2 separate regions of the Homo sapiens genome follow, and region 1 is linked to region 2. Evidence: read pairs that join two places in POLR2A ChIA-PET (ENCODE). Cell type or tissue: PC-3. All regions are shown on one strand. Each heading gives the region's core, and the rest is flanking DNA. Links, peaks and the distances in the headings are about the cores only.

Region 1 (11,320 bases), core at 4,295-9,294, 620 kb after region 2:
TAACCAGGGGAGTTGGGAACCCTGGAGCTGAACCAAGATCTGAAAGAGCAGGATATGACCAGGAGCAGGCGCGTGCCAGGTGTGTGCCAGGGGCAGGTAGGAGCGCAGTTCCTGTAGCTCTCCACGTGGCTGCACGTCATCCCCCTGCTCTTACTAGAAGCTCATTTTTCATCCCTGATAAGAAAGTGCACCAAGAACAATAAAGAAACCACAGAACTTTGTATTCATCTTTGAGATCAAGTCCTCCCTCTGCCGCCCTCCCTCTCTATCTCTCAACAATCAGAAAATACATTTCAAATTTTTTGCCATCATGAAACTTGTTACATTAAGATTAAAAAAAAATTAATTAAGCCAAAAGAAGGACTATTTGTTTCCTTTATTACACAATCCTTCATCGAGCTCGGGAACAAGTACCTTATTATAGGAGGAAGGTGGTAACTTCATTTACAACAGAATTGGATTCATAAATAATATCCTCCCTACAAATTTAATTTTGAAAAATTGAGTAATTTCATAAAACATCTACAATCGATTTCTATTTGTGCAGTACCCCCACAGAAGCATAGCAAAAGGCAAGAGTATAAAACGTGAAAAATATCTTTGATGATTTCTGTTTAACTTTTATCCTACCTTTTACAGATAGAATTACTCCAAGTGTTTCCTCTATTGTCAGTTTCTTAATTTGCATGCGAAGTTTAAGGTTGCAGATTTCCTTCTTCCCTTGCTAGCCATCATTACCAGCTAGCTCCTTTGGAAACCACTTCATCAACAGAATTTAAGATGATCAGTGTCCAATATACATAACTTCAAATTAAAGTGAAATCTCCCACTGGTGTTCTCACTGTAAAAGCAATAAATAGGGACCATTTCTCTCAGTCAAAATTTTAGAAGCAAATAAAAGAGCCCCATGAGGCGGCATATCTGAGCATTTGTGAGTTTCCTTTGGATTTGGAATCAGTGCTTCCTGAACTGAACTAAGACCACATGGTATGACACCAAGATACAACGTTCTAATCAAGACTATGCCGGAAAGCTCAGGAACTAGGATTATCATACCCAACGCATTTGATTTGCTAGTCACTGTTGCCCCAACCACATCCTGCGTTTTCCCTCCTCTCTGGCCTTGTTCAGGATATGTTTCTCCTCTATGCTTTCATCAGGAGAAATTAGATCAAGATGAAGCGCATAGGTGCTTGGTCCCAGGAAGGTATTTTCTTCCCTAATGTTGGGATTCAAAAAGCTACTCGGCTCTTCTCTTTTGTTCACCTAAGCTCACCACAATATGAATATTCCTGCACTGCTGCCTCTGTAAGATTTGGGCTAAAACCCAAGAAAAGCAACAAGTATTTTGAAAGTGTTATAGAACTGAACTGGGGTCCACTACTCCACGGAGTAGGACCAGATATGCACACCGAGGTTTGCAGCAGTAGAAAGGAAGGTGTTTCTTTGCAAAGCGCCAAGCAAGGAGGACCAGGCAGCTGATGCTCAATCCTGACCTCCCTGATGGCTTGCAAGTAAGAGTTTTTAACGGGATGGGTAAGTTTTAGGAAAGCAGAAGCCACGGGCAAAATTGCAAATCAATACGTGGAGGTTACACATTGGCTCTGGCCTGAAAGAGCGGAATGACTTGAAGTGAGGGCTTACAGGTCAGAGGTAGACTCAAAGATTTTCTGATTTGCAATCACTTAAGGAAGAGAAGCTTTGTTTACAAATTTGGGGTCAGTAGAAAAGAATGTTGTCTCTGGCTCGTGAGTGTGACTCCCTCCAGGACCCTCAGGAAGAAATTTAGAACAAAGAATGGCAGTCAGAGTTGCGTCCTCAGTTTCCCCTTAGCTGAGGTCTACAGGCCAGTGGATGTCTTTGGTGGGGGTCTAGGATTCTGAAGAGCAACCCAGGGACATATGTTAAGATGTTATCTTTAATTTCTATAAGAAAACCAAACATCCCATGATTCTAGCTTCCTTGGTTATTGTTTTAAGCTGCTATCATCTTCTTGTTCATCAAGTTGCTTATTTATTTCTCAGGACTAGCTAGGTGCCTGGAATTTCCTGTAAAGGAAATCAAGATTTTCCTTTATTTTCATGCAGGGGTTGGGGGGGTGCCCCTAAGAGGGGTCCCTGCTCCATCTCCAAGGTGTAAAATGTCATATAAAAGGCTGGTAATGATGCTGATGTTCTGGTGGTGAGGTCTGCTCAACGGCCCTTAAAGGACAGAAAGAATTCACTGTGAATTCATCAAAGTTTCTTTCCTAGAAAATCAGTGAGACCCCTCAGTGGCATATGTCGTCATATCTTCTGATTCCAGATGAGATTCTCCCTTCTGAAATAATAGCGTTTACCAAACAGCACACAGTAGAGTTTAAAGAGAAAAATTGAACAGAGCAAAACTTGTCATGTAGCTTCTGTTTGTGCTCCATGCAGAGTCTTTTTGTAGGATGGATTAAATATTGCATAAATTGTGCAGTCATTTCTGCTTTTATCTGATCTTATTTTTATTGAATCTATAGCTGAAGAATCTATCAACTGTTTCCAAATTTAGAGATATGGAAGACTGATTTAAATCTTTAATTTCTTAACATGTCATGTAAGTGTGCAGTAGTCTTGTGACCATTAAGAAAAAAATTCCACTTTGATTCTTGGAGCCGCTTGAGACCCACACAGTTCTTTCTCCATCTAATTCTAATTACAATCATTGGTACGTGATGTAAGTTAGTGAGAGTACATTTTCAGCACAGCCTTTCAGCAATCTGCCTTTCTTTAGACATTCTGGGGGTGCTTTATTGGAACGTTTTAAATGACCATGTTGGATAATTCTCTAAGCTAAAATCATCCACAAAAGTATAAGACAGAGAATACTGGAACCATAGCTGTCCACCAGTCTTTATGTGGGTGCAGACTTTGGGAAAGTTCCTGGTCCTGCCTGGAGAAACTTCCTGCAGAGGTTGATGAACTTTTAATCAAACAAACGTTCTTGTTGTAGCTTTTAAGTGTCTTCCTTTGTAGTATAACAGAGAGTTGAAGATTGAAGGCTCTGGGCCCAGGCTGTGTGGGTTAAAATTCTGCTTTTACTGCTTCCTAGCTGTGCACCCTTGAGCAACTTACTTAAGGTCTTTGGACCTTAGTACCCTGATCTTAAAAATGTGTATTATAACAATAGCACTTAGCTCATACAATTGCTGGGAAGAGAAAATGAGTTAAATCATGTAGAGTGCTTCAAACACAATATATATGCAGTAATGTTAGCTATTACTCTTACATTCTGCCCTTATTAGTCTGTTTTTGCATTTCTTTTAATTTTTATTTTTATAAAATAATACATGTATCTTTCTTTTAAAATTTTCAAATAATTCTTTGAGGATTTTAGGTTTTACCCAACTTCTCTCCACCCCAAGTTCCCACTTATGTGAGGCTGCCACATTCAACTCTCTTCTTCTTTTTTCTGCTTTCATAAATGTTTGTTCTGAATATTCTTCCAATTTTTAACATGGTGGTTTAGCTTCCAAATGTAGAAAATAAAGATTTATCTCTCATGATTTGTGCATCAACATCTAGACAGTTTATGAGCTTGGCTATAGCATATATGTATATGTATGTATTATATGTTGTTATATATTATATACTATTATAGCCAAGCTAATAAAATATACATATGTTTATGTGTATCTGTTTGAGGCATTTTGTATACTGTGAGTATATTTCTTCTCTTTAACTTTTTCCCTTGCAGTTCTTAATTGAATGATTTTAACATTTGCTTATTTTTGTATTTGTATCTTCCTAACTTAGCCCATACCCTTCAACAGATGAAAATCTCCCCTTGATGGGTTCAACCATCTAGATCATCTATTTCTTTCACTTTTTTATTTCTTTGCAGACATTCCTTTTGGAGTCTTCTGTTCTGCTGCAACATGGATTGATTACGTCCCAGGCTTTCTGGGATCTTCCTTCATCATCCTCCTGGAAATTTCCTTCAGTTCTTTTCTGTATTGGATCCTCTGTTTCCTCACCTCATTTTTTCTTTTTGTATGTGTGTTCTTTCTGATTTTATTGAGCCAAAACCTTCATTAGCAGCTTCAGAAATGATGCAAGAGGCTGGGAGCACTCATGCTTTTAATCCCAGCACTTTGAGAGGCTGAGGCAGGCGGATCACCTGAGGTCAGGAGTTTGAGACCAGCCTGGCCAACATGATAAAACCCCATCTCTACCAAAAATACAAAAAAAATTAGCCAGGCGTGGTGGCACATGCCTGTAATCTCAGCTACTCCAGAGGCTGAGGCACAAGAATCACTTGAGCTGGGAGACAGAGGTTGCAATGAGCCAAGATCGCACCACTGCACTCCAGCCTGGGAGACAGAGTGAGACTCCATCTCAAAAAGAAAGAAAAAGAAATGATGCAAGATTGCCACAAATTTGTGACCTTGTATGTTTGAAAATGCCTGTCTACTGCCCTTTTCTTGATTGAGATTTACTGAGTATGGAATTCTAAGTATCAATTTATTTCCTTTCTGGACTTTGAATGTACTTCTCCATTCTATTCTAGGTATATTGCAGTGTTGCTAAGGAGAAGTCTGAAGCTTTTTTGATTCCCCATCTTTTTATTTTGATCTATCTTTTCTCTTTGGAAGCTTTTAGTATATTGATTTTGCATCTGGTATTTTGACGTCTTACAATAATATGACTTGACCTTGTGACTTTTAAAATGATTTTTGCTGGCTATCTGGTGGAATCTCTCAGTCCAAAAGTTCACGTTTTCTCAGATTTGGGAATAATATTTATTTGCTCATTCATTCCCTCCCATTTTCCCTCTTCTCTCTCTCTGGACCACCTGTTACTCAGATGTTGGACTTCCTAGACTAATCTTTTAATCTTCTTATATTTGATCTCATATTTTCCAAATGTCTACCTTTTACAGAGATTTCTCCAAATTTATGTTTCAACCCTTCTATTTATTTCTTCCCTCCTGATACCATATTTTAATTTTAATGAGTTCTTTTATATTGTTATTTCAGTTTCTTCTCACTCCTCAAAGTCTTGAAGGTTAATAATTATAGCAATAGATTTTAAGTGGTCTTCTGCCTTCTTCATTGATTTTGTTTCTGTTTGCTTTTGTCTCAGTTTTATATGCTAGAATATTTCCTCTCATGTCTGTGATTTTTACTGTTCATTCATTTTTAAGCCAGAAATACACAAGGTCTATGTGGGAGCTCTGAGAACACGAGTGGTATTTATCAAGCAGTGAGCTTCATTTCAGGGTCACGGTCTAGGGATCAGATGGTTTCATTAAAAGACTCCAAAATATTAGTAACTGGAAATCTTTTCTCTTGTGTTTCTCCAGAAAGCAATCATCCAGGCTCTTGCTTAAAAGGTATGAAGCTGGTTGCTACTTTTTAGGGAAATGAATGGGGACAGAGGCTCACCACTGGATATGTAAACTTGAACTTAATTCCCTACTTTCAGTTGAGCCAATTGTATGTGGATATCCCAGAGCTCTTGCTTGTCTACACATATTCAGAATCTAACTGCTTCTGATACAGACTTGCTATCAGTTCCCCTATTGTCAACCCCACCTGTGCCTTTGCCTTCAGAAGTGCCTGGTGCTATTCGTGTCTGAGCTCTTTGAGGGTCCTGTGGCTCAAACATGCTTGCTTTCTGTCTTAATTCCCACCCTCCACATGCTCTTTCCATCCTCCACACAGGCACGCTTTCAGCTTCCTTTGGGTGTCCTAAGTAAGCTGCCATTTGTCCATCTGTTGCTTACTTCTAAAATTATATGGACTTCTCTGTCTCTTATAACTTTTTCTCCCATTTTCTCTGTTCTTGTGCAGTTTTGTCCTCGTTATCCTTTACTATCATTTAAGTGAGATTTCCAGAGAATTGTAAAACTTCTGCCAAGCCTTACCAGATGTTTCTCCTTAAGTTTCAAAAGAAGATTCCAACCCTACTCCTGCCCATTTGATTGTCAAAGCAGTGCAATAGAGTTGATTGAGAGGCAGCAGATCATGGTGGTGGAAAGCAAAGTTCTCCAAGAATGGACAGATGATCCACTGACATTAGAAAACTATTAAATTTCCATGTATATTTTAATCCAAAAATATAAAGAATTTAGATTCACACTGTTAATATTCTAATTTTTCATGTTTGATGCTGGATTGATCCATTTGTCAAGATGGTCACAGATTACACATAGTGCCCAGGACTTCCTGGTACCAGAGGAGTATAGGGAACTCCCTGACATAGCAAGCTGGACAGTGGGGCTGCACGCATTCTCTTTCAGAATGTTTAAATACATCACCCTTTGATAGTGCTCCAAGTTAGCTTGATCTGGCTAGTTTCATTACAACAATACTAAAATAATGCAATATTTACTAAGCTTTATAATGACAGAGAATTTCTATGAAAACTTTTTTGTTTCATAATGAAATTTTCTGTTTGTATTATAGCAAAATCCTCAGAAATGTTGACCTTAAGGATGTTATACATTTATGTTTTTCTTTTGCAAAAAGTCAAGCAATATAAGCTGTGGCCTTCTCTGTTACAACAGAGGCTGTCAGAATGTGGTACTAAGCAAATATTACACACAAAGAAACAAACAGATTCTATCCAATAAAGGGAAAGGTGATGTTTTCATGAGTGAGAAAATAACGTATTTTTAAAAGGAACTGGTGATTCATAGAGAACATTTTGAAACTACATGTTTTAAAATATTTCTAGTATTATATGAATATTTTCACTGAAAAAAATGCTACATGTTAAAACTCATACCTAAACTCTTTTTCAGAAATTAGAAACAAATTTTGTAACCAGTTTAAAGATATTCCTGAAATGAAGAGCTTTAGTAGGTTTTGAATCCATTCATGAAACATATATAAATATCTGACCTTCTGATTAGTTTGCACCTGAGTTCAAGAAAATTTGAAATTTACTAGCTGGGCTATCACAAAAATCTTTGACTAATTGGTGGATGAGATTGAAAAAAATGATTATCGTTATTTAATAAGAAACTCAGATATACATATTGCATTTTGATCCCCATGTCTTTGTATAGAATATTTTTTAGTCGTGAGTATCTGTGTCAAAGGAAACTTAAGTTACATTCAGATCTTTGGATCACTGTATCATAAACTAGCAAACCAAGGTTTTAAAAAATAATGATGTGTTATTCATAATATTAGTGATAGCAGAAGATTGTACTAGTAATAAAGAAAAAATTTAAATATTATTTTATTTCCTCTTTAGGTTTTTCATCCTTTAAAATATATGTTTTAGCGGTTTCACAATGGACATAATAGTATTTATTCATTAATACATAATTTACGTAAAAGTGACTCACATATACTAGAAGTGCATGCTCAAGTTTTATTTTAGTGTTTGGAGTGTATGAATTTAATAAAACACAAAGACTGAGTTTACAGCCAAGGATTTAGAGTAGACTGACCTTGATTCTAAGCTCAGCTTTGTTACTTATTAGCAATGTGAACATGGGAAAATTCACATCCAATTTTCTATTTTTTCCATTGTTTCTTTACTTAAATAATATTCAGGGGGTGGAAAAAATGGGACGAAGTTAGTCAAAGGGTACTCACTTTGAGTTGTAAAATCAGTAACTTCTAGAGACCTAATGTACAGCATGGTGACTGTACTTAATAGCAATGTATTGCATTCTTGGATTTTGCTAAGGGAGTAGATCTTAGGTATTCTCGCCATACACACACACACAAAGGTAACTCTGTGAGGTGATGGATATGTGAATTGACTTGATTGCAGTAATCATTTTACAATGTGTGCACATATCAAAACATTACATTGCATACCTTGAATACTCACATTTTAAAATGTGTCAATTACACATCCGTAAAGCTGAAAAAATACTCAAGCATCAAAAAATATATACAATATGTGTAAACTGTTTAATTAAATGCCTAGAAAATAGTAACTGCAAAATAATTGGCATCTGTTGTAAAGGTATGTATGAAATGATAATGAAGATTCTGTTGACAGTGATGATGGTGATGCAGCCTGCAAATCTGCCCTTATGTAATAGAAGGGAACATCTGTATTCCACATCCTTTCAGAAGTGAGCATTGTGAACTCTCCAAGGCCCCTCTTTTATTAAAATGATGTTCCTGGTAAATCTTCTAAAGAGAGACTGCAAATATGTGCAGTGAGTCCTGCTTTCCATCGCTGCAGTGGTGTCAGTAACTGTGCCCTTCTTCCTAAGGCTGGACCTCTGGCACAGCCCCAGCATCTTGCAGGTAGTACTCCAGAAAGCCACAGCTGTAGTGAGCAGAAGGGAGTGAAGACAGAAAGGGAAAGTGGGAGGGCAGCCTGTCTGGGCCCCTGTGGCAGCTTCCAAAAATCATCTCCCACAAATGCTTACCCTCTGTGCTGTAGATGCTTCCCAAATACACTTTGTGATTTGAATGTTCTTGAAACGCCCGTGCCTTGCCTAATGCTCCCTTTGCTCTTCATGTTGGGAATACTTAGCTCATCAGATCCTGCAAACTAACTTCCATGGAAGAAAAAAAAAGAAAAAGAAAAGAAAAATAAAGAAAAAAGAAAAAAAACTAGAGGGTACAATTACCTGGCTGCTGATTCAGACTTAGAGAGTGTTCAATTCCTCCTTTGTTCTTGGATTACTCTCTCCTGTCCAAAAGCGATGAACTTTGCCAGCTCATTGGGCCCCTTGTGCTATAGTGTTAAGGAAAACTTACCCTAATTTGTTTTTTACTTATGACCACTACAAGTATTTTAGCTAATTAGTGTCTCTTTTTTGTTCTGGCTACCAGGAAGCTCAACAACTAACATAGTCTGTATTTTGCAACTTCAAAGGTACCTTTCATGCATTTAGAGGACTAAGTTTTGCCTCCAGCTACTTTTCATCATCATCATCAGCATCATCATTATTTTGCCTGTTTATTTAATTTTATATTATTACCTGCATATTACATATTTTTATGAAATACCCCAAAATCAAGTTGAATAAAACAAAATGAAAACATAAGCCTGTGAATTTTCCTAACACAAAGAAAAAGAACTTCTCTTGAAATATTTAATGGATAATTGCTCAAGCCTCCATTGCATTGATAAGAAATGGGAACATTGTGGCGAGTAAATGCAGGAATTTGTAAGGTCAGTTGGAGAATAGAAGCAGACACCCAACCCACACGATGGTGAGCAACCTTCCAATCCCAGACGGCCGTGGTGCTCTCTGGACAAGAATGTGAGAGGGTGGGATTGGTGGGCAAAGGGCAGGAGGGACACCCCCTCTGTTCATTTATTTTGAGATCTGTTTGCCCCATCACACTAAATAAATACAATAAGTGAATGCTATTTTATCTGGTAAAGGAACCCATCTGTCTTAGTCCATTTCTGTGTTGGTATTAAGAACACCTCAAGCTGGGTAACTTATAAAGAGGTTTATGTAGCTCATAATCTTGCAGGCAGGGAAGTTCAAGAGCGTGGCCCTGACTTTTGGCAAGGCCTTTCTTGCTGCATCACATCATCTCAGAGAAGGTCGACGGGGAAGTGGACACATGTCAAGGGTGGAAATATTGAGGGGTGTCCTGGCTCTGTAACAACCCACTCTCTTAGGAACTAATCTGTTCCCATGAGAACTAATGCAGTCTTGCAAAAGAGAGAACTCACTCACTACCTCGAGAATAGCACCAAACCATTCATGAGGGGTCTGTCCTATGACCCAAACACTTTTCACTAAGCCCAGTTCTCAATGCCATCACACTGGGGATCAAATTTCAACATGAGTTTTGGTGAGACAAACACACTATATCCAAACCATAGCACCATTGTTAACAATCCAAATATACAATGATTCTTACAAGAGTTCATCTCGATGGGGAATGTAGCAGGGACAGGGATTATTACAAGAGCATCTTAGAAAAGAGAGGGCATCTGGAGTGAGATGTGAAGCAAAGGAGAGAAAACAGAAATGGAAAGTGGGAGGGCAGCCTGTCTGAAAGGGAAAGTGGGAGGGCAGCCTGTCTGGGCCCCTGTGGCAGCTCCCAAAAATCATCTCCCACAAATGCTTACCCTCTGTGCTGTAGATGCTTCCCAAATACACTTTGTCATTTGAATGTACTTGAAATGCCCGTGCCTTGCCTAATGCTCCCTTTGCTCTTCATGTTGCTCTTCAAACTGACTTCCATGGAAGAAAAAAAAATCCAGAGGGTACAATTAGCTGTCCACCGTGCCCGGCTAATTTTATATTTTTAGTAGAGACGGGGTTTCACCATGTTAGCCAGGCTGGTCTCGAACTCCTGACCTCAAGTGATCCACCCAACTCAGCCTCCCAAAGTACTGGGATTACAGATGTGAGCCACCGTGACTGGACCAAACATTTTTACTGAGCTCTCAGTGAGCATGAGATGGTCAGTTTTGCTGGGCTGGTGGTCCAGGGAAGTAGAACTCACCCTTGGAAGAGAAAGCGATATGCTGAATGGGAAGATCTAACTTCCTTAACCTCGTGAGAAACTTGCTTGGAAGCCCCAGCTCACTAGCTAAAACTCACAGCTTTCTTTATGATAGATTCATCAAAATTCTCTTTTAAATCTGAAGGGCATCATATAATAAATTTTTCTCATACAACTAGCCTTTCTTAGGTAATCAAAGACCTTCAGTGCTAAGGGCCCATTGAGGGGCTCTCTGCTCTAATACCCTCATTTTACAGCTGAGGAAGCAGAGATCCAGGCCATTAAACGATGCATCTAAGATCACACGGATCTTAGGGGCAGAGTCGAGCCCAGAGCTGGCCTTTTGAAGTCTAGTTCAGTCACTATTCTCAACAACACCTGACCTCCTGAAATCTCGGATCCTGGACCTGAGTCAGCATAGAGTTCATCTGCACTGGTGACTCTGTATCTGTTCTCAGCTCAGCTAATACCTGGGGAACGATTAATGGCTCTTCTCAAAACCATGGTCCCTAATTGTACCTCTCAGGAAGTACAGATGACTCAGCTGCCCAACCTGCCGCATGCTCAAATGAATCAGAGTGAGGTGTTTTGAGCAGTTTCATTGTGTGAAAAGACTGTCAGTTGCCTGGTTACCAGAGTGAAAAATATAAAGTAATTGTGCTTCTCTATAGCCATGGGGGAAAGGTATTTAATTGTCACCGTGCAATCTGAGAATTAGAGTCAAAGGCCAAGTTCCTGACAGATAGATTTGAAACATTTGTTACTTTCTGCAGCTTTGTCTTGCCGTGTTATTGGCATAGGTCATGCAGAGACAGGCCAGTGGAGAAGAGAGTAGCAATTATATTAATGATAGATAGATAAAATCGTATGAGCCCTTACTATGGACTAGGTAGGATC
Region 2 (11,320 bases), core at 2,873-7,872:
GTCCCATGAGGACCTGAGTGACCAGGGCTTGAGCAGAGGAAGAGGGAATTTCAGCTTCTCCTTGTGCACAGGAGGAGCCCGTGGCCGAGGGGTCGCCAGTGTAGTGTAATAGACGGAATTCCCTTCTTCCTGCTGGGAATGATTCCGGTGGGTGTGAATCTGTGTCGCAGGAGCTGCGATCCCGGGAAGAGGAGCTGACTCGGGCGGCTCTGCAGCAGAAGTCTCAGGAGGAGCTGCTAAAGCGGCGTGAGCAGCAGCTGGCAGAGCGCGAGATCGACGTGCTGGAGCGGGAACTTAACATTCTGATATTCCAGCTAAACCAGGAGAAGCCCAAGGTAAAGAAGAGGAAGGGCAAGTTTAAGAGAAGTCGTTTAAAGCTCAAAGATGGACATCGAATCAGTTTACCTTCAGGTATGATCTTGTTTTTATGTTTTTGAAAGATTTTTGTGTGTCCTCCTTTTAATCAGTTTTCTTTGTTCATCAGAACCAGGAAAGAGATAGGGAAGTAACTTTGTAAAACAGTGAATGAATGAGTATCTTCAGCTGTAGGCTTAGATTCATGGTTCTAATGTAATGGCCTAATGAGATTCCATGTAGGAAACAGCATTAGGAGCACGTGGTAGTCACAGCACACGAGGATCTAACCCTCAGCGTACTTTCATATTGATGGATTAACTGATTGACTCCTTTTGAAATTGAAGCAGAACCATTTTTTAGCTGAGCGTACTGAGCCAATGTCATGTGGCATTGTGAAGATGCAAAACAACGAAACTGTTAATATTTCATCATTACGTTCATTGCTTCCACAAGGATCTAGGATGTCATCTGGTATCTGGGACACTGATATTGTTGTCAGCACTTTCAATAAAATATATCAAGTACCCTGAGGTACTTTCCCATGAAGGTTTAAAATCCTTCAGACACAAAAATCACCCAGTAAATCTAGGGAAGCTTTTTTAAACATTGTGATAACAACATACAAGGATTACTAAATCATTTTAGTAATGTGTTAGGAGAAACTAAAGGGAATAGAAAATATATCAATCAATCAATACATATAGATATTATTGACTGATAATCAAAATATATCGATCAATATAGCAGACATAGCTTGATTCACTAAATTAAGTTCTTTAATATTATATATTCTACTTGTTGTAAGGAAAAAACAAATACCTCCATGGTATTTTGTGATTCTTTCTAGTACCAGAGCAGGATGATGACAGAGCAATGCAGACTTCACTTTTATAGAATCTGTATGAAATATCTCTATGTCTATGTCTATACCTGCCTATGTGTTATATGTATTATATATTAGAGTGCTCGGACGGATTCTAGTGTTTTCCTAAGATGTTTGTTAATGGCATGGTAATTTGATTTAAAGTGCAACAGTGACAGTTTTGTTTTATGTCGAGTGTGTATAAATTGCCTTATAAAATATGTATTATGAAACACTGGAAAGCTTGCAGAATCCTGTGACTAATTTAGGTTATTGCAGATGTCCTCAGTTGATCAAAAAATTGCTAGTATGACATCTGGGTGCAGTGGCTCATGCCTGTAATCGCGGCACTTTGGTTAGCTGAGGTGGGTGGATCACCTGAGGTCAGGAGTTCAAGACTACCCTGGCCAACATGGTGAAACCCCCTCCGTCTCTATGAAAAATACAAAAAGTAGCCGGGCATGGTGGCAGGTGCCTGTAATCCCAGCTACTCGGGAGGCTGAGGCGGGAGAATCACTTGAACCTGGGAGGTGGAGGTTGCAGTGACCCGAGATCACACCATTGCACTCCAGCCTGGGTGACAAGAGCGAAACTCTGTCTCAAAAAAAAAAAGAAAGAAAGAAGGCTGGGCATGGTGGCTCACGCCTGTAATCCTAGCACTTTGGGAGGCTGAAGTGGACGGGTTGCCTGAGATCTGGAGTTTGAGACCAGACTGGGCAACATGATGAAACCTTGTCTCTACTAAAATACAAAAAAAAAAAAATTAGCTGGGCACGGGGGCGGGTGCCTGTAATCCCAGCTACTTGGGAGGCTGAGGCGGGGGAATCTCTTGAACCCGGGAGCTGGAAGTTGCAGTGAGCCGAAATTGTGCCATTGCACTCCAGCCTGGGCAACAGAATGAGACTCTGTCTCAAAAAAAAAAGAGAAAAAAAGAAAGAAAAGTGCTAGTATGAGGTGGTCATCATGAGAGTCCAGTATATGTTATTGATTATTTGGTTTGATGGGGTGAGAATAGACTGTGGATCCTTATCACTTTTACCTTCAACCTCTCTGGGGTTGGGTGTTGGGGGAAGGTCCTTTTCCAGGCTCTCTTCTGATGTTTTCCTTAGCTGGAGTGTTGCTTGCAGGGTCACTGACTGGTCTGTCTTACGTGTCAGTCAGCCATAGAGAATAGACTATTTATTTATGATGAGGCTTCTGCCTTCACACATAGAGGAAAGAAAAATCCAGAGGTGCACTAGATGTGAGTTTTCTTCTCCATTTTTCAGTTATGTCAGTTTTCTTCTAGCTGTGATTTGATTGTGTTATCCAAATTAATATTTATTGTTTCCCTTGGGAAACTTTGGGGAAGGTGGAAAGGATTAAGAAGCTGATGGAAAGGGAAGTAAATTTGGGATAAAAAATGAAAATCGTTCCAATGATTCTTTCCTCTTCAGTGGTAAAATGATTAAATCAAAATCTTAGCATTCCTGAGGTCAGATTTTCAGTCTTGCTTTTCTTCTCAAATGTTCCTTGGCTAATACCCTGAGTTTATTCAAAGCAGACTGAATATTATTTGACTATTTTTACCTGAGTTGTTTTTTTAATTCCTGTATTGTATTATACAGCTTTTCTTTTCCTGAGAAGAGAGGAGAAATTTTAGTTACACATTTATTTACTTTTTGGCACTTAATGAAAGATTCCAGTTAAAACATAACCAAGAAATCTACTGCTATAATCCTGACCCATCACCAAGGAATGAAATTTGGTTTCTGGAATTTTTAGCATGACAGTTACCTCTTCTGCCCACAAGATGGCACTACATTATCATCTTAATATTAATAATACTGGTACCAATATGGAAATTTCTATTAGAATGCTCCAACCCTAAACTCACACACATGCACGCATATTTACTTGTACAATATCCTAGAATGGGACAGACATCCAAAAAGGGAAATGATAACTATAAAAATAATTATTTTTTTCTTGGAGAATTCCGCTTAGTATAGAAGAGAAAGCAAGCATGTGTAACTTAAAATCCAGGGAGTTAGTTGCATTCAATATTATCTGCTAGAAAATTCTTTAAGTTAGTATTGTTTAATAGGGGAAACAATTCAGGACATGGGCCTAGGCAAAAATTTTATGACTTAAGACTTCAAAAGCTCAGGCAACAAAAAACAAAAATAGACAATTGGGACTATATTGAACCGAAAAGCTTCTGCACAGCAAAGGAAACAATCAACAGAGTGAAGAGACCACCTGTAGAATGGGAGAAGATATTAGTCAACTATTCATCTGACAAGGGACTAGCACAGAATATACACAGAACTCGAATAACTCAATGGCAAAAACACAAATAATTTGATTTAAAATTGGACAAAGGAACTGAATAGACATTTCTCAAAAGAAGACATAAAAATGGCCAGCAAGCATATGAAAAAATGCTTAGCATCGCTAATCCTCAGGGAAATGCTAATGAAAATCACAGTGAGCTAGCTCACCTTAGTTAGAATGGCTGTTATCAAAGAGACGAAAAATAGTAAATGTTGGTGAGGATGTGGAGAAAAGGGAACTCTTACACACATTCTCTTGTAATTTTGTCTTTGAGAATTATTGCTGATCATTTTAAATCTTATGGCTATCTATAGCTAATGGAAGTGTAAGTTAGTACAGCCATTGTGGAAAACAGTATGGAGGTCTCTCAAAAAAAAAACTAAAAATAGAACTGCTGTATGATCCAGGAATTCCACTACCAGGTGTTTACTCAAAGGAAAGAAAATCTGTATATCAAAGGGATGTCTGCAATCCCATGTTTATGGCAACACTATTCACAATGACAAAGATAAGGAATCAATCTAAGTGTCCATCAATGGATGAATGAATTAAGACAATGTGGTGTGTTTACCTGATGGAACACTATTCAGCCATAAAAAAGAATAAAATTCTATCTTTTGTGGCAACGTGGATGAGCCTGGATGACATTATGTTAAGTGAAGTAAGTCAGGCACAAGAAAATAAATACTGCATGTTCTCACATATATGTGGGAGCGAAAAAAATTGGAGTCCGTGGAAATAGAGAGTAGAATTGTGGTTATTGGGGTGGGAAGGGCTTGAGGGGAGGGGAGGTTGCAGAGAGGTTAGTTAATGGATACCAAAGTACAGCTAGGTAGGAGGAATGAGTTCTGGTATTCTGCAATACTATAGGGTGAATATGGTTAACTGTAATTTATTGTATATTTTCAAAAAGCCAGAAGAGAGGATATTGAATGTTCACAACACAAAGAAATGATCAATACCCAAAGTAATACATATGCTAATTACTCTGACTTGATCATTATATATTGTAAACAAGTACCAAAATATCACTCTGTACCCCATAAATATGTATAATTTTTATGGGTCAACAAAAAGACGAAGAGAAACAAATTCTAATACTGTTAAATGGCACACTGTTCAGGGAGAAACGTGATAAGTGGTAGATGGAACAGCGATGCTGTCCTTTCATGGAGTTACCAACTTCTTGAACTCCTTTTGCAGGATTTTTCCCTATGCATAATAAGCTTAGAGAATTTCTCCGAAACATATTCTAGAGTCCTCCAAGCTGACCTTTAATATTTGTGCCTGCAGATCTTTCAAAAACTTGGTATTAAATATGAATCATTACATTCTCTTGTAACTTTGTCCTCGAGAATTACTGCTGATCGTTTTTAATCTTATGGGTATTTATAGCTATGGTGATTTAGTGATAGAAACCTCAAAAGTGATTTTTTTTTCCTCCTGGAATTTCTTCATGGCTGGCTACCAAATAAGGAAGATTAATGCTTAAAAAGTAAGACAGTAATAATCTAGGATAATAATTTTAAAACAATACTTTGTGATTATGTAGTATTTTTCTTGGAATTTGCAAGAGAAAAAAGCATGGTCACAGTGCATCTTTTTATTTTGTGAGTACTCTATATTGATTGCTCCTTCTGTTTATGTTTACTTTTAACTGAAGTTGTGTTTTTTGGACACGTTAATACAAGACAAAAGCTTTAAAGCCTCCAAAAGTTGGTATGTCACTAAAGCAGTGGCATTCTAACTTTGATTGCTTCAGAAGTGTCCAAAGCCTGCAAAAACCATCTACCTCACAGGTATGCGAGTGAGTAGAAGGGTGGATGGGAGAGAGCATATAACCTCACCTGGATTCTTTAGAGAATACATTCCTTTTCATCTGCAAATGGAAGCCTCCCACTGAGGCAATTAGCTTTGTTAGTGAAATATTCATATTGCCAGCAAAAATACTAGGATAGGTTTTACTCAAGCCTGTGATTGAACTATAGCTGCTATGACCAGGCATCTTGAGAACCATTATTCTAGTGAGTACAAAGAAAATCTGAGCACAGGCCACAGGCATTTTAACAATTCAGCTTTAGTTTTCCCAAATGTTTAGCTGGCACAGACTCAACCTTTCCCTACTTCAAAGGGACAAGGATGTTTACGATAAAGAATGTTGGCTGGGCGTGGTGGCTCATGCCTGTAATCCCAGCACTTTGAGAGGCCAAGGCAGGCAGATCACCTGAGGTCAGGAATTCGAGACCAGCCTGGCCAACATGGAGAAACCCCATCTCTATTAAAAGTACAAATATTAGATGGGCGTGGTGGCAGGCACCTGTAATCCCAGCTACTCAGGAGGCTGAAGCAGGAGAACTGTTTGAACTCAAGAGGCAAGGTTGCAGTGAGCTGAGATCTCGCCACTGCACTCCAGCCTGGGTGACAGGAGCAAGACTCCGTCTCAAAAAAAAAAAAAAAAGAATGTTTTCTTTCTGTTTACAACATAAAGTATGCTTTTCAAGTGGAAGTATTTAGGTGTTTTTGGAAGGTTGGAAGCACTCTGAATCTTAGGTGTTGTTAAAATGCAGCCTTGTATCTTTGCTGCTCTCACCCGTGGCTTTCCACGTGTTCCATGTTGGTTTCCTGATCTGTGCTTAGTATTTATTGTCCCATCATTTGTTCCAAATAACTTGTCAATCAGATCCTGTGGCTTGGTTCTTGGCTTTCTTCTGTTATTGACAGGAGGGCTCCTCTTGCTGTAAAAGTTCTCAGAGCATTTGTTTCTGTCGTGTTGTAACAATCAGGTGGCTAGCTGAACATTTATAAATGACTTTAGTCTAAACTGTTTCCTTTCTATGGTTAAGAATTTTTTTTCTTTGACCACCTCTTTCCCCCAACTACCACCACCTAGTCTAGTCAATTTTTTACCTCAACTGCTCTGCCCTGGTCAAGTCTTTCAAAAGGAATGACTTGGGGCTAGGTGCAGTGACTCACGCCTGTCATCCCAAGCACTTTCAGAGGCCAAGGCAGGTGGATTGCTTGAGCCCAGGAGTTCAAGACCAGCCTGGGCAACATGGTGAAACCCCATTTCTACAAAAATATACAAAAATTAGCTGGGCATAGTGGTGCATGCCTGTAGTACCAGCTACTCAGAAGGCTGAGACAGGAAAATTGCTTGAGCCAGGGGAGGTCAAGGCTGCAGTGGACTGAGATTGCACCACTGCACTCCAGCCTGGATAACAGAGTAAAATCTTGTCTTTAAAAAAAAAAAAGTATGACTCAGCAGATGGAGGAGCCTCCCATTTGGTCTTTCCTTTCCGTTTGGTTTGTCTTCCAAATCTCCTCCAGCCTGCTGTGTATTCCTCAGCAACTCACTTCAAGCACCAGCCTGATCCTGTAGATGAACCCTGCATAACTTTCTCCGTCAACAAACACCTGAGGATCTGCTGTGTCCCCAGTACTAGGGGTGATTATAAAACATATATGCAGTCTCTGCACTCATGTTTCCCACAGAGAAAGTACTCATTCAGCAAAGTTTTCTAAGTACCTGTAATGTGCAAGGCACTGTGCCAGTCTGAAGTCATGGAGACTGTCATGGTCACTGCCCATAGAGCACTTACCTTATATTGAGGGAGGGGGCAGAACTTAAGCTAATAATTCAATACTTATTTGCTTCTATAATCATTAGCTGCTGTGAGGGAAAAGTCACATGACAGTGACTAGTGCAGAGATGTAACCTGGTCTAAGGTGATCATAGAAGGCTTCCTAACGGAGTTCGAAACCAGCCTGGGCAACACGGTGAAACCCCGTCTCTAGTAAAATACAAAAAAAAAAAAAAAAAAAATTAGCCAGGTGTGGTGGTGTGCGCCTGTAATCTCAGCTACTCAGGAGGGTGAGGCAGGAGGATTGCTTGAACCCGGGAGGTGGAGGTTGCAGTGCACTGAGATCGCACCATTGCATTCCAGCCTGGGTGACAGAGCAAGACTCCATCTCCAAAAAAAGAAGTAACATTTAAATTGAGACGTGATATGGGAATTTACCAAATACAGAAGATGAAGAAAGAGAATAGGCTGAGAGCACATGTGGAGGAAACTTGGTTTCTTCCAGGAATTGAAAAAAGTTCAGTGTGGTTTGAACAGGGTTCAGCACACTGCCCTATGGGCCCAATCCCGCCTCTACCCGCTTTGTACAGCCATGAGCTCAGAATGGTTTTTACACTTTTAAATGCTTGAAAAAAATCAAAGAGGAAGAAGAATACTTCATTGCACCTGACATGATATGAAACTGATATGAAATTTCAATATCCATAAAGATCATTTTACTGGGACACATTCATCTTTGTGTTGACTGTGGCTGCTTTCTCTCACATCAGCAGAGTCAGGCAGTTGTTACAGAGACTGTGTGGCTCACAGAGCCTAAAATGGGGCATTTTGCAGAAGAAGTGAGCTGACCCCTCTTCCAGGCTGTGACGAGTGAGAGGAGAATAGGGCAAGATGAGGCTGGAGCAGAAAGAAGAACTCAGGCTCAGGTTTGCAGGGACTTCCAGAATGTGTTACAGTTTTAATCTGTAACTTAAGAATCATGAGAGGCCTTTGAAGGATTTTAAGCAGGGGAATGACATGTCAGTCAGGCATATTAAAAATGCATCTGGCTGCTGTGAAGTGGACTTGGGGGGCCAAATGTGGATGCAGGAAGATGGACACAAGGCATTGTAGCAGGCTAGGGATGACATGGTGATTGGCCGTGCAGATGGAGAGAACAAAAGGAAAAAAACATTTATTGAGCATTTATTATGTCCCAACCCCTGTGGTAAGTACTTTTTATACTTCTTTGCACTGAATTTTTCATAGCAGTCCTGTGAAATAGGAATAATTAGTTCTTTTCCATTTTTGTCAGTAAAGATACTGAGACTTCAAGACCTTAAGTTACTTTCTTGAAATTCATATGGCTGTGGTAGAAATGGGATTCAGATCTAAGTTTGCTAACTCCATAACCTGGAATATAAATTTCTCTACTGCAGAAAAATATATAGCACAGAATTTACCTGATATTTTGTGCTTGGTGGATATGTAGGGTAACAGAAAAGACAATATCAAGAAAAGTATTCAGATTTCTAGTATGAATAATTGGATAGCTGTCCTTGCCTACCAACTTCCAAATCCTCTTCATCTCAAATAGCAGTTCATTCATTAAAGTTCTTTAAAGTATAACTTCCAAAAAGGTAAGTTATAGGTCTCTTGCAAATATGAAATGAACATATGTCAAAGATTTTTATTAAACTCATTAATCGTTGAGGAATCAGGTAGAACCAGTTCAAATGAGAATTTGAGGAGTGAGATATTTATGGGCAAATTAATAGAGGAATGCAGGATTAGATTGCTGGGTTAAACGCAGACCTGGTTGATGTCTAATATGGCAATGAACCATTTGGGATTGTCTTTTTCTCCAGACGGAAGTTATTTGCATCATCACCAGACAAAATCTACAAGTTAACCTCTGCTCTTACCTAGTTATAAAAATAACTCAGTCCATAGAAAAGCAATCAATCAAAGCTTAAGCTCAGCTCTGCACTGAAAGAATATCCAGTAATGTCTTTTACCTCCTTCCAAGTTGTTAATGATTTTCCTGATAGTTTATAAAGTTTCCCCAGACACACCCCTCTTTCCTCTGGTAATATTGCTTTCTCTTCCATATGAACCTATAGATCTTGGTATATCTCTACCATATTACAGTTAGATAATAAGAGCCAGCATTTGTAGAATGCCTAGAGCACAAAATGCTTTTAATTTACATTTTCTGTTTTATTCAACACCACGACCACCATGTGAAATATTGTTGTTCACTTTAGCAGGTGAAGAAACAGGCTCAGAGCAGTTCCTTACTGGTTTGAGGTCCATAGCGTGTTATGTTATGAGAACCAGGACTCATTTAAATCCAGGGCCATTTCAATTTAATTTTATTTATTTATTTGTGTATTTATTTGAGACAGAGTCTCACTCTGTTGCCCAGGCTGGAGTGCAGTGGCACAATCTCAGCTCACTGTACCCTCCACCTCCCAGGTTCAAGTGATTCTCCTGTCTCAGCCTTCCGAGTAGCTGGGATTACAGATGTGTGCCACCATGCCGGCTAATTTTTGTGTTTTTAGTAGAGATGGGGTTTTGCCATGTTGGCCAGGCTGGTCTCGAACTTCTAGCCTCAAGTGATCTGCCCACCTCAGCCTCCCAAAGTATTGGGATTTCAGGCATGAGCCACCGTGTTCAGACTTAATTTTAACTATCTCAGACTGAATGCAGATAACTCTTTTTTCCCAGGTTATAAATTCTTCAATGATTCGTGGCTTTCATATTTTCCTTTGTGTGTGTGTGTGTGTGTGTGTGTGTGTGTGTGTATGTGTGTGACTATATCCAACATATAAGCTCTGATTCATTATTTGTGTGACTATATCCAACATATAAGCTCAGAATCATTATTTATTGACCTGAACCCCGAGAAGTAAGAAACCAAAATAAGAAATCGATCCTGCAATATTCTTTGCAGTTAGGGTCTGACCATTTTTGTTTTTATTGCTGTGTGCTAAATACATGGCTATGAAGATAAAGGAAAACCATGAAATACCAGTTCTCCCTTTTTGCCTCCAACAGATTTCCAGCACAAGATAACCGTGCAGGCCTCTCCCAACTTGGACAAACGGCGGAGCCTGAACAGCAGCAGTTCCAGTCCCCCGAGCAGCCCCACAATGATGCCCCGACTCCGAGCCATACAGTGTGAGCTTTCTGCACTGCCACGGGGGCTCCTGTGTTGACTTCTCTCCTTTCACTTGACTTGGATTCAAATTGAGCAGATGTGTTTTCATAGCAGGTTGTAGATGAGTGTAGGACATTTCGTAGGTGCCACAACTATTTGAGAAACAAAACTTGAGCATAGGTTCCTTAGTCTAATTTTCTTCTACTCACAAAAAATGAATTTTAGATGCTATGCAGTTGGTGATGCGACCTGGCCCCGGAGTAGAAAGTGAAACACCACATCTCGAGACATTCTGTTAAACACTTGCACGCAACGTTAGCATAACCTAATTCTATCATCAGCCATTTGTGTCAGGGTACTTTGAAAAATGAAATCAGGAATTCAGGATTACTTCTGTTTCTTTCTTTGTTTCGTGAGGGGAAAAAATTTTTGCTTTTCAGGATTTAACTTTAATTCACTTTAGGTTTGACCAACCTAATACTTAAAAATTCCTTGTAGTGTTTTGGTTTTAGAACAAGCATTCATCCTGGAGGAGACAGTACAGACAGCTGATTCGCCTGGCACCTTTGCATTGTGAGAGTTTCAGTTAGGCTATGAATCAGAATGTAGCGGATGAAATAAAATTACTAATTTTTTTCAAAGGTGAGTCCAGATAAACCCCTAAAAGTAGGCTAAGCGAAAGAAGAATGTGATTAATGCGTATGTCTGTAAGTAATGTGGTAATTAGCCTAAGTCTGTGGTAAACCATTCATTTGGATCCTCTCCTTCCTCCACCAAACTTAATTCCCTGCTGTTTACTCATCCTTATTTGGAGAAAAAAAAAATCCAAAAGAAAATTTTGTCTAATGAGGCTTGCATGGAATCTCATTTTTTTTTCCTCTTTTGATAATGAAAACCTTGGCACCAGCAGAGATTTCTTTTGCAAGTTCTCGGACACCAGGATCCCCACAGAGAAACTGGATCTAAATGAGGCTGTAGTTTTAGAGCTTAAAGGACTGTCATTTATTATAACTGATTTGGTTTTCTGAGAATGCATTTTGCATAAAACCGTACCTCAAACCT

What was found. Peaks named below come from ENCODE experiments on the same cell type or tissue, not always from the same donor. Only the 100,000 strongest peaks of a DNase experiment are listed, where the experiment ranks them.
Region 1: POLR2A ChIA-PET joins it to region 2 with 5 read pairs; 1 of 35 experiments calls an interaction of 5 or more read pairs at or near these places.

The regions. Positions count from the first base shown.
Region 1 is chr1:233,982,923-233,994,242 of GRCh38, forward strand. All of the region lies in intron 2 of SLC35F3 (solute carrier family 35 member F3), which reads left to right. Among named protein-coding and RNA genes, the nearest start is that of SLC35F3, 84 kb to the left of the region's middle. In PC-3, for the core only: no CTCF peak of the experiment used is centred there; a DNase peak (open chromatin) is centred at 6,559; H3K4me3 peaks cover 886 bases; H3K27ac peaks cover 4,321 bases.
Region 2 is chr1:233,361,883-233,373,202 of GRCh38, forward strand. It overlaps MAP3K21 (mitogen-activated protein kinase kinase kinase 21), which reads left to right. Exons shown (of 10, transcript NM_032435.3): 5 at 171-411; 6 at 10,156-10,278. Among named protein-coding and RNA genes, the nearest start is that of MAP3K21, 40 kb to the left of the region's middle. RefSeq lists an enhancer at 9,736-10,236. In PC-3, for the core only: a CTCF peak has its summit at 3,002 (motif pointing right); a DNase peak (open chromatin) is centred at 5,639; H3K27ac peaks cover 265 bases.